Regions from separate parts of the Mus musculus genome. Here region 1 is linked to region 2. Evidence: chromatin loops called from intact Hi-C (ENCODE). Cell type or tissue: gastrocnemius. All regions are shown on one strand.

The links. Hi-C counts contacts between places; a loop is a spot of excess contacts. Peaks named below come from ENCODE experiments on the same cell type or tissue, not always from the same donor. Only the 100,000 strongest peaks of a DNase experiment are listed, where the experiment ranks them.
Region 1: it touches region 2 in a loop (18-fold over the local background); 2 of 42 quality-filtered maps call a loop at or near these places.

What each region holds. Positions count from the first base shown.
Region 1 is chr7:102,095,213-102,100,212 of GRCm38, forward strand. It overlaps Xntrpc (Xndc1-transient receptor potential cation channel, subfamily C, member 2 readthrough), which reads left to right. Exons shown (of 22, transcript NR_104582.1): 21 at 1-88; 22 at 645-1,652. It overlaps Trpc2 (transient receptor potential cation channel, subfamily C, member 2), which reads left to right. Exons shown (of 13, transcript NM_001109897.2): 12 at 1-88; 13 at 645-1,652. The coding sequence ends at 1,039. It overlaps Art5 (ADP-ribosyltransferase 5), which reads right to left. Exons shown (of 5, transcript NM_007491.2): 1 at 4,619-5,000; 2 at 4,222-4,431; 3 at 2,569-3,298; 4 at 2,096-2,128; 5 at 1,667-2,008. The coding sequence starts at 4,281. The coding sequence ends at 1,902. Among named protein-coding and RNA genes, the nearest start is that of Art5, 2.5 kb to the right of the region's middle. In gastrocnemius, no CTCF peak of the experiment used is centred here; no DNase peak of the experiment used is centred here; H3K4me3 peaks cover 2,549 bases; H3K27ac peaks cover 2,596 bases.
Region 2 is chr7:100,956,060-100,961,059 of GRCm38, forward strand. The region is part of intron 1 of P2ry6 (pyrimidinergic receptor P2Y, G-protein coupled, 6); the gene reads right to left. Among named protein-coding and RNA genes, the nearest start is that of P2ry6, 5.8 kb to the right of the region's middle. In gastrocnemius, a CTCF peak has its summit at 2,541 (motif pointing right); no DNase peak of the experiment used is centred here; H3K27ac peaks cover 734 bases.

The DNA of each region.
Region 1 (5,000 bases), 1.1 Mb after region 2:
GTGTCCTACCGCCTTCGAGTCATCAAGGCTCTGGTGCAGCGCTACATAGAGACTGCCCGGCGCGAGTTCGAGGAGACCCGTCGGAAAGGTCAGTGGCTCACTTGTGATGCAACCCCTTTGCTGTCCTTGGCTCGCCTTGGAAGAGTGTCCACACCCAGACTCACCCTCCACACTTCTGCATTAGGCTCTAGTCCCGTCCTTCCTACCCTAGAAAGGCACAGCTTATCTGTTACTCTGCCTTTCATATTGCTTTGCTCTCATTCCCTCATTTATGTGTGCTCAGATATTGATCTCGAGTTTCCCCCCTCCCCCTCCCATTTCCTTCTTCCTGTCTTACCAAGTTGCCCAGGCTCATCTTGAACTCACTTTGAAGCCTAGGCTGGCTTCGAACTCTCCATCATCTTCCCCAGTCTCCCAACTAGATGGGACTGCAGGCCTGCACTACCAACCCCAGCTAAGGCTTTCCTTCTTTGTCACAGGCTGTCCTTAAATTAATACTCACATTTACCTGACCCCTCAGTTCTTGCAGTCCCCCTTTAGCATCCAGACAGGGTGTCCCTGGGTTCAGTGGGGGTGGGGTGCAGATAGACAGAAGAGGTACTGAGCAGGCTCCCTTCTGAAAGACCTGCCCTGATTCCTCTCAGACCTGGGCAACAGACTGACAGAGCTGACCAAGACTGTGTCTCGACTGCAAAGCGAGGTGGCCAGTGTGCAGAAGAACCTGGCGGCGGGAGGGGCACCACGGCCTCCGGATGGTGCCAGCATCCTCAGTAGATACATCACCCGAGTGCGCAACAGCTTCCAGAACCTGGGCCCCCCTACCTCTGACACCCCAGCAGAGCTGACTATGCCTGGGATTGTGGAGACCGAAGTCTCTTTAGGAGATGGCCTTGATGGCACAGGTGAAGCTGGAGCTCCCGCTCCTGGAGAGCCCGGCTCTTCCTCCTCTGCCCATGTGCTGGTTCACAGGGAGCAAGAAGCAGAGGGGTCAGGGGACTTGCTCCTGGAAGGAGATCTGGAGACCAAGGGCGAGTCCTAAGGCAACAGAAGGGTCTCTTCTGTCACTAAGTGCAGCTGCTGTGTTGGGTAGAGCCAGGGTCTCACAGTAGAAGACCATGGTGCTTTTTAATATTATTATTATTTATTTTATTTTATTTTATTTTATTTGTTTTTTTGCCTCAGTAAAATTTCTGCTGTGGAAGTCAGATGGTAGTCTCCATCTCTTGGCATCCTAAGATTCCTTCCTTTACTTCCCCTAAAATGGACGCTGTGGGAGGAGGGAAGAGAGAAACAGCTTGCTTTGAGTTCTGGGGTTTAGAATCCTACTTTTGGGATTCCTTAGGTCTTTAGTGAAAAACGTTCTGGCCTAGGAGACTGGAAGACTGGGAGCTAGGAGGCCAGAGAAGCAGGAGACCTGAGTGGGTAGGTCTGAGAGATGGGAGGCCTGGAGGTGGTGCCCTTTCTTGGCCTGGCATTCTCTTCAGGGATGGGTATCAATCTATCCCCTCCCTGACTTCATGAGGCCCCTGTGGCTGTTAAGAAGCATCAGGCACAGAGGCTACAATGTGTGACCCGGATGACTGGGAAATTAGTTTCCATCCCTCGACTTTCAAGCTTGTCAAGGACAAATGACGTCATGCAATAAACCAGTCATAAAAGCCATGTCTCCACACCACAACTCTGTTTAATTGAGTAGCCATCCAGTCTTTACCTTGCATGTCCTAGGAAGTTCCCACCACACTGTGGGGTTCCCTCAACCCTGCCATGGCCTCAGATCTCCAACTCTGGTTGGACAGGTGGCTCCTAGGACTGGAACCAGAACCACACTCCTGCTTCCTGCAGCCGTTCAAAGCCCCTTCTTCATAGTAAGGTCATTAGTTCCCAAGAGTCCTAAGAGGCTTTCAGGGTCCAGCTCTGGAGAGCTGCAGCTTCCTTGGGTCCAAGAGCAGTGTCTTTCCTGATTGCAGAGCCAGAGCCTCTGTGGAGGGTGCCTCTGGCTGCCCGACTGCTGGAGAAAGGAGAAAAGATGGTGAGGCGGGGCAGCAGGGCCAGTGAAGCTGGAACAAGTCTCAGAGCAGGCTGGAGGGTGACCTACCTCTTGAGGACACACAGCCACGTCTCTTCTCCCCTGCAACAGATAGCATAGTAAGACCCCGGGGTCTTCTCCTCAAAGCAGGCCCTCGCTCCCCTTCAGCTTCTCCCCGGGCAACAATTCCAGGTTGCCTGTCCATCCTTGCTCCTACCCACACATCTGTCACTCTTCCACTGTCCCCGCCTCCACAACTGAACCTGGCACTTCCTACCTTGTTAGCCCCATCAAGTCAGAGCCTACTGAGACCGGAAGCAATATTGCCTCCTTCTCGCTGTTCCTTGGTCTACGAGGTACTACAGAGGACCTTTTGAGAAGACAGTCATCTGAGGATGTCCACAGATCTTGAACTCTCCCAGGACCTGGTGGAGCCCCAATCTCACTAACCAAGTGGTTCCTGAAGGCTCTGGGGACTGGGTCAGAATACACTGGCTTCTTTCACCCACCCTGCCATTCTCTGTCTCCCATTCATCGCTCACCACCCAAATAGGCGCAGTTAAAGTGGCTGCAGGTCTGATCATAACTCCAGAGAGTCACTATGCTCTGGGCTCCATCCTGGGAGAACCCAGTGACCAAGAAGACTTCGTGTGGGGGTATCAGCACCTCACGCTCCTCAGGGAAGACAGACAACGCCTGGATAGGAGCCCCAAAACAAGTCCTTAGATTGAAGAAGGTGGCATTCCCAAACCTGCGAGCCACTCTCTCATCCACAGAGCTGGAGGTAAACTGTCCTAATCGGACAGAGTCCCCCAGCCTCTTGGGTTCAAAGTGAAGACTGCCCACACCTCGGAACACCACCTCCCCAGGTCCCCTACTGCACCCTCCAGAGCCCCGCAGCAGCTGCAGAGCCCGGGTCAAGTAGAAATGCAGGGCCTTGAAGGGGAAGTGCCTCATGTAGAGCTCCCGGGAGCCACCTCCTGTCCGTACGGCCTGGTTCAGCTCCCAGTACAAGGTGTTGGATGAGTTGGTGTACACCATAATCGCTACTCCGTGCTGGGCTTTGAAGCCAGGAGGTAGAGTGAGCTTGTGACGCCGGTGTGCCCAGGCCTCTTGTGCTGCTTCCCAGGATTCCCGCAGCAGGGCATGGCGTGCCATCTCTTCCTTTAGCAGCAGGCCTGCTTTCTCCTCCATCTCCTCAGAGCAGCCCACATAGGCATCATCAAAGGTATCTGGAACCAGGCTCAGGGGCAGGATAGGAACAGCTCGAACCTATGGACACAAGGGAGGTGCCACAGAGGCCAAAGTGTAAGTTTAAAACACTGGCCAGGGACTGCTGGGGACAGGTTTTCATTTCTGTGCGACATAGCTGATGCATGCAATTGGCAGGATCCGAAACAGACACAAATAACACAGGCAATGGAGTCGGACAGCCATGGGTTTGTGTAAGCACCACCTGCTGGCTCTGGGATCTGGACTTCATGTTCTTCACCTATGGATTAAGGATGCTTCCAGCCTCACAGGGTTGTGAGGAGAGCATGAGGATAATTGCGGCACAACCTAGAGGGGCGGCATCTGACCAAGAATCGAGTCTGCCTGGTTCCTGTGCTTTCCTGGCACTGCTATTCCGTATGCAGGCAATGTGCAGCCAGTGTCTGATCCTTGCCCTGGTCCCCAACCCTCTTAGCCATTTCTCATCCTCGGGGAAGCCCTGCAGTTCAGTATACTTTACTGTCAGCTCCGGGGTTCCTGCATCCTCTCTACTTTAGAAGGCTTCATCCTAAACTCAAGGAAGGGAGGAGTGTTTTGTCCTCAGCACAACCATACTCCCAGAGTGTGATGTGGGAGGGGAGAGGGCCTGCCAGGGTCTACAGCAGCATACCCGTGTGGACAGGGGTTTGCCTGCATTGAGCCTGTGGTATGCAGTGGGAAGGAGAAAGGTGGAGGCAATCTCTATGGAGGGGTAGCATGGAAGGAGACTTCACACGGGGATCAGGGAGCACAGGGAGGTGGTATTCTGGGAGAATGACCTGGCACTTGGATTCCCTAATGGAATAGAAGTTCCTGAGAAGAGGACTGGGAGGAGGGAAGAGCCTCTTGGGAAGGGTTTCCGTTATCATTCCTCCTCCACCACCACCTTCTCAGCCTCTGACCCACAACTGACTTTGTTGACAAAGGATAGTCGCTAGAGTTACCTTCCAGAGGGCGTGCAAGCTGAGGCAGCTGAGGACCATCAGCAGATCCTCCAGAATCATCCTAGGACGAGTCCCGAGACAGCAGGACCCTGATGATGATGAAGCCAGTGGAGGGGAGTGCTGGCTTGGATGGGCTCCAGGACCTTCCTTCCTTCAGCCTAGGAGGGTCCTTAGTCAAGGACTGGAACTCAGGAGGGATGAGGGGTGAAGCTGAGGATGAGTTTAAGGATGGATGTGGCTTCAGACTTTATTGTCCCCATGTCAGCCCTAGTCTATGACTACAAGATGGCCCCACACCCAGGGTCTCCAGGACTTCTTTGCGATGGTATAGGTGGGCCACTTATATGACTCTGCCGCAAGAGGGGCGGGGCTGGGCGGGGCAGGGATGGGAACCCACCTGGAAGAAGTTGAGACAGAGAGCGGCCCGGCCCAGGGCTATGGTTCTTTGCGGCTGACTGGAGCTGAAGTGCCGGCAGGCGCTCGCAGATCGCAGATCCTGAACAAACAGCTGGACAAAGTCCCCGGGGCTAACTATAGCCCCTGGACTGGTAACCCGACACCTATCTTCCCCAACAACAGACAGGGGCGTGGGAGCTGAACTGGCAGAGTCCTTGGGTGATTGAGGGGCAAAACTCTCCTTCGTTTGGATGATAGGTTCTTTCTGTAAGATCTGAACTAAGTCAAAGTTGGGGGAGAGACCTGTGAGACTTGGTCTCTTCTCCGGTGGCCCTGGGCCGGGCCATGGCCCTCAGACCCCCAGGCCACGAAGCCCCACGAGG
Region 2 (5,000 bases):
TGCATAGTAATGCATATTGCTGAATGTGACTTAGTCGTATACTCTCAAGAAGGGTTAAATGACCCAGGCCCAGCAGTAAGAGCACCAGCTGCTCCTGCAGAAGGCCTGGGTTCAGTTCCCAGCACCCACAAGGTGCTAACAACCATCCATGATCCCAGGTCCAGGGGATCTGATGTCCTCTTCTGACCTCTACAGGCACCAGGCACACATATGATGCAAATACATAACTGCAAGCAAAACACTCATATATATAAACACTTATATACATAGACAAACACTCATATACATAAACACTCATATACATAAGACACTCATATACATAAAACACTCATATACATAAAACAAAGCAAATATAGTCCAAAATAAACACAGTCTAAATTTTTAATTTAAAAGGGATTAAGCTGAGTATGGTGTCCTGTGCCTGTAATCTTGCAAAGCCAGGCAGTCACTGGGGGATTACTGCAAATTCAAGGCTAACTTGGTCTGTATAGTAAGGTCTAGCATGCTAAGCCTATGTTGTGAGATCCTGTCTCAAAACAAAACAAAAATAAACAAAACATTACAGTGGCATAGGCTTTGTTGTCTGTAGTTTTAAATGAACTCACAACAAAACAAACAGAAAAAGGGAAGAAAGGCTATCAGACCGGGACAGTACATCCATGCTCTGGGACAGCCCTCCATTGCTTCAGTAGAGCCTGGCAGAGGCTTTCTTTGAGCAAACAGCTTTGGAAGATAACGATAGCGTCGGGTTTGTTGACTGTCTGGAACATGAAAGATGTCTTTCTCCGAGACGAAGTTCAGGCAGGATGACTGCCCATCACAAAAGACTCAGTGTCTAAGCCCCAGGTTCCTTTCTTGTCCCCCAGCCCACGGACACGTAGGCATTATTTGGCTCACTTTCCCTTGGCCTGTGGGACCTTGAGAACTGGTCCAAGGGCTGATATTCTGCCCATCCTCGTTGCTGTGTGGGGCAAAGTTTCTTTACCTCTCACTAACATTTTCATGTCTTTGGCCAGCATCCGTGAAGCTGGAGCAGGCTAGCCTGGTGGCTTACATGTATGGTAAAATATGGGCCCCTTGCAGCTCTTCATTTTCTTAGTATCAGAACGTCAGATGGGGTGGATATAGGAAACCAACCCTTATGATGCAATGATTCAAATCAAATTTTAGGACTCTCGCCCCTGAAATGATAGCTCCTCTAAGGACCCACCATGTTCCTTCACTTGGAGGCGGCTTCTTTCTTTTCACGTCAGTTGCCAGGAAACTCTGTGAAGCTTCTCTGTCTGCCTGTCTATGGCTAGTGCTAGCTCAGCCTTCTGTGGTACGGTCTGGATCTTAAATGTTTATATTTTGAAGGCTTGTTTCCTGGTTGATGGGACTCCACTCCATCTCTCTAACCCTCCCTCTCCCTCCTCTCTTTTTAAAGATTTATTTTACGTATGTGAATACATTGTGACTGTCTTCAGACACATAAGAAGGCATTGGATCCCATTACAGATGGTTGTGAGCCACCATGTAGTTACTGGGAATTGACCCATCTCTCCAGCCTCCTCTGTCTCTTTTTCTATATCTGCTCTACCATGCATTCCTGCCCCGGTGTTCTGTCCTCCTAGGCCTCAGGGCAACAGGTCTAAGTGACCATGGATTAATATCTCCATTACACCTAAAACAGTGATTTCCACCGGAGTCTCATATCAGATATGCTGCATCTCAGATATTTACAATACAATTCATAACAATAGAAAAACTACAGTTATGGAGTGGCAACAAGGTTACACTATGGCTGGGGGTCACCATAACATGAGGAGCTGTATTAAAGGGTCTCAGCATTAGGAAGGCTGAGAACCGCTGTCCTAAAAGAAATCCTGCGTCCATTGGCCCTTGCTCCTCTTCTGTTTCCTCCTCTCCCCTCCAAACCAGCAACTTCCTTTGTGTGTTTATGGATGTGTTGTTTCTGGATACCTCATGGCATTGGAACCATACGTTTGCTTCTTCTGTGTCTAGCTTACTCATGTAACAGTGTCTTCAAGGTTCACTCCTGTGATAACATAGATCAGACTTTAAGTCTCATTGCTGAATAATATATGGATATATTTAGTTATGGATATATTTGGTTTGCTCATTTATCAGTTTGTGGAATTTAGGTTACTTCTACTTTTGCATATTATGAATACAGCTATTATGAACATTTGCGTATTGAGTTTAAAAATTGGCTTGGTTTGGTGGCACACACTTTTAATCCCAGCACTTGGGAGGCAGAGGCAGGCAGATCTCTGAGTTTAAGGCCAGCCTTGTCTACAGACCAAGTTCCAGGACAGCCAGGGCTGGCTATAGAAAGAAATACTGTTTTGAAAAGCCAAAAAAAAAAAAAAAAAGCTCTGGTTTTCCTGAAACTCATTCTGTAAAACCAAGATGGCCTCAAACTCAGAGATCATCCTGAGTTTTGGGATTAAAGGCTACCACTGTCCAGCTTAAAATTAATTTTATTATTTTATGTATATGACTGGTTTTGTCTGCATCTATGTGTACTACTTGTGTGTAGTTCCTGAAGAAGCCAGGAGAGGGCACCAGAGGATCCTGGAACTGGAGGTACAGATGGTTTTGTGCCACTATGTGGGTCCTGGAAGTTGAACCTGGGTTTGCTGGAAGAAGAGTCAGTACTCTTAACCCTTGAGCCATTTCTCTAGCCTAAGTGTTGCTTTACAAAATGTCGGTCAGTGGGTCGGTCTGTCTGTCTGTCTCTGTGTATGTGTGTTCATTTGCCTGAGGAGAACAAGATAGCGCTGGATCCCGTGGAGCTAAAGTTCCTGGCAAGCTGTGATCTGCCTGATATGGGTTCCTAATCCTGGGTCATCTGCTGCGCCGCCTCCCCAGTGCCTGGTTTGTTTTTGCTTTGAAACAGACTCACAGTTGTGTCACAGGCCATCCTTGGGCTTGTTCCAGTCCCGCTGCTTCAGTGTCCCAAGTGCAGGTACTACACACTGCTGCCACCGTGCCCAGAGCATGGAGGTACTTTCATCTTTCGTGGGCAACTGCCTAAAAATGAAGCTACTGGTTCTCATGATGATTTTAGGTTTAAGTTTTGAGGAACTGTTCAATCGCATTCCTAAGAACTGTGCAGTTTTATGTTCTTACCAGCAGCAGATGAGAATTCTGATGCCACACCTTTGCTGAAACCTTTATTATCTTTCTGAGACATGGTCTTGTGTAGCCCAGGCTGACCCTGAACTTGCTATGTAGCCAAAGATGACCTAGACGTTCTGACCTCCCAACTGCTGGGATCACAAATGTGCGCTGTTATACCCCGTGTATGTGTGTGCGGGATCAGGGTTTCCTGCTTTCTGCCTGTGCACTCTACCAACTGAACTATATTTCCAGCCTCGCTGATATTTTAATGTCTGCATCTTTTCCCTCATAGCCACCCTACTGGGTGTGGATGCTGTGCTGTGGCCCTCATAGCCGCCCTACTGGGTGTGGATGCTATGCTGTGGTTTTCACTTGTGTTTCCCTGGTTGCTCCCTTGGTGTGTGTTCTTGTCCATATTTTTGCCATTTGTATTGTATTCTGTTCTGAGGCCTCACATTGTTTGTGGAATAAGTACCCCTTGGCATGGGAGAGTCCTGGGTTTAAATCTCCCGTCTGCTTCTACCAGCTCTGTGACTTTGAGCGAGTCTGACACTCCTGGTCCCTGTTTTCCTGCTTATGAACTGCGAGTTACTGTATGAACTTAGATAGGTTTGTAATAAAGTTGGGGTAGGGACCTCAGTGGGTCTCACAATGAACCTGGGAGTTAGAGGAGGAGATTTCCAGTTTGGCCAGGAGGCCTGGTCCAAGAGTGTGTTTTGAACATAATTTTTATCTGCTTTACTGTTGGATTAGCTCACAAAGAGGGATTAGCCTCTCTGGGTCTCTCCTTTAGCTCCTATGTTGAGGCATCTTCTCCTCTGTGATGTGATGGGGGCATCTTCACCTCTGTCATGTGATCGGGGCATAGACAAAGCTGCCAATGGGAGATTGCACCATGTTAAGAATTGGTTAAAAGTGGGTAGGTTCTGCATGCTAAAGTTTTGATTATTTTTGTTTTATGTGTATAAGAATCTTGCCTGTATGTATGTATGCATACATATATTTATGTGCACCACATCCCTGCCTGGTGCCCTCGGAGGTCAGAAGTGGGTATTAGATACCCTGGAACTGGAATCACAGAGGGTTGTGGACCACCATGTAAGTGCTGAGAACCAAGCTCGGGTCCTCTGTGAGAGCAGCAAATGCTCTCAGCCTCTGGGCCATCTCTTCAGCCTAGGTTTTGATATCTTATGAGTCTTGCATTTTGCCTTAAATTTCAGCTCTGTCGGGGAAAAGTTTCCTCCAGGTGCCCTTCCTAAGGACCTACAAGTCATATTATATACATGCCCTGGTTTTACATGTCCTAGGAGCAGTTCAGGAGGGTTCTATGATCCCATTTTACAGATAGAGAAACTAAGATTCTAGGAGGTTTAATAACATGTTTGAGAACCACACAGCCATGAGAAGCTGGTGCCTGGATTCTAACCCAACTGTTTCTAAGCCTTCCCCCCACCCAACCCCCACCATGGCTCTAGCAGCTGTTTCTATTTCTCTGGTGTAACAGAGACAGTGTTTCCCTCGCCTTGGACTAAGAATTGCTTTCAGTGTCACAGAAAATTTCCACCTTGTCCCAGGCCATGGAAACCAGAATTGCCATGGAACGCCTAGCTCAGCTCACACCTGCTGCAGATCTTTCTGCTATTTATTTATTATCTGTGCACACATGCTCATGTGTGTGCTGGCCTCAGCAATATATGTGGAAGTCAGATGACAATTTAAGGAGTTGGTTCTCTTTTTACCATCCCTCCTCCCGGGTCAGGGATTGGACTCAGGTTGTAGGATCTTCGGGAAGCGCCTTTATCCACTGAACAATCTCACCAGTCTGTACTCAAACTTCTGCTCCTGGTTTCCCCCTCCCCCAGCCTATAATTTCT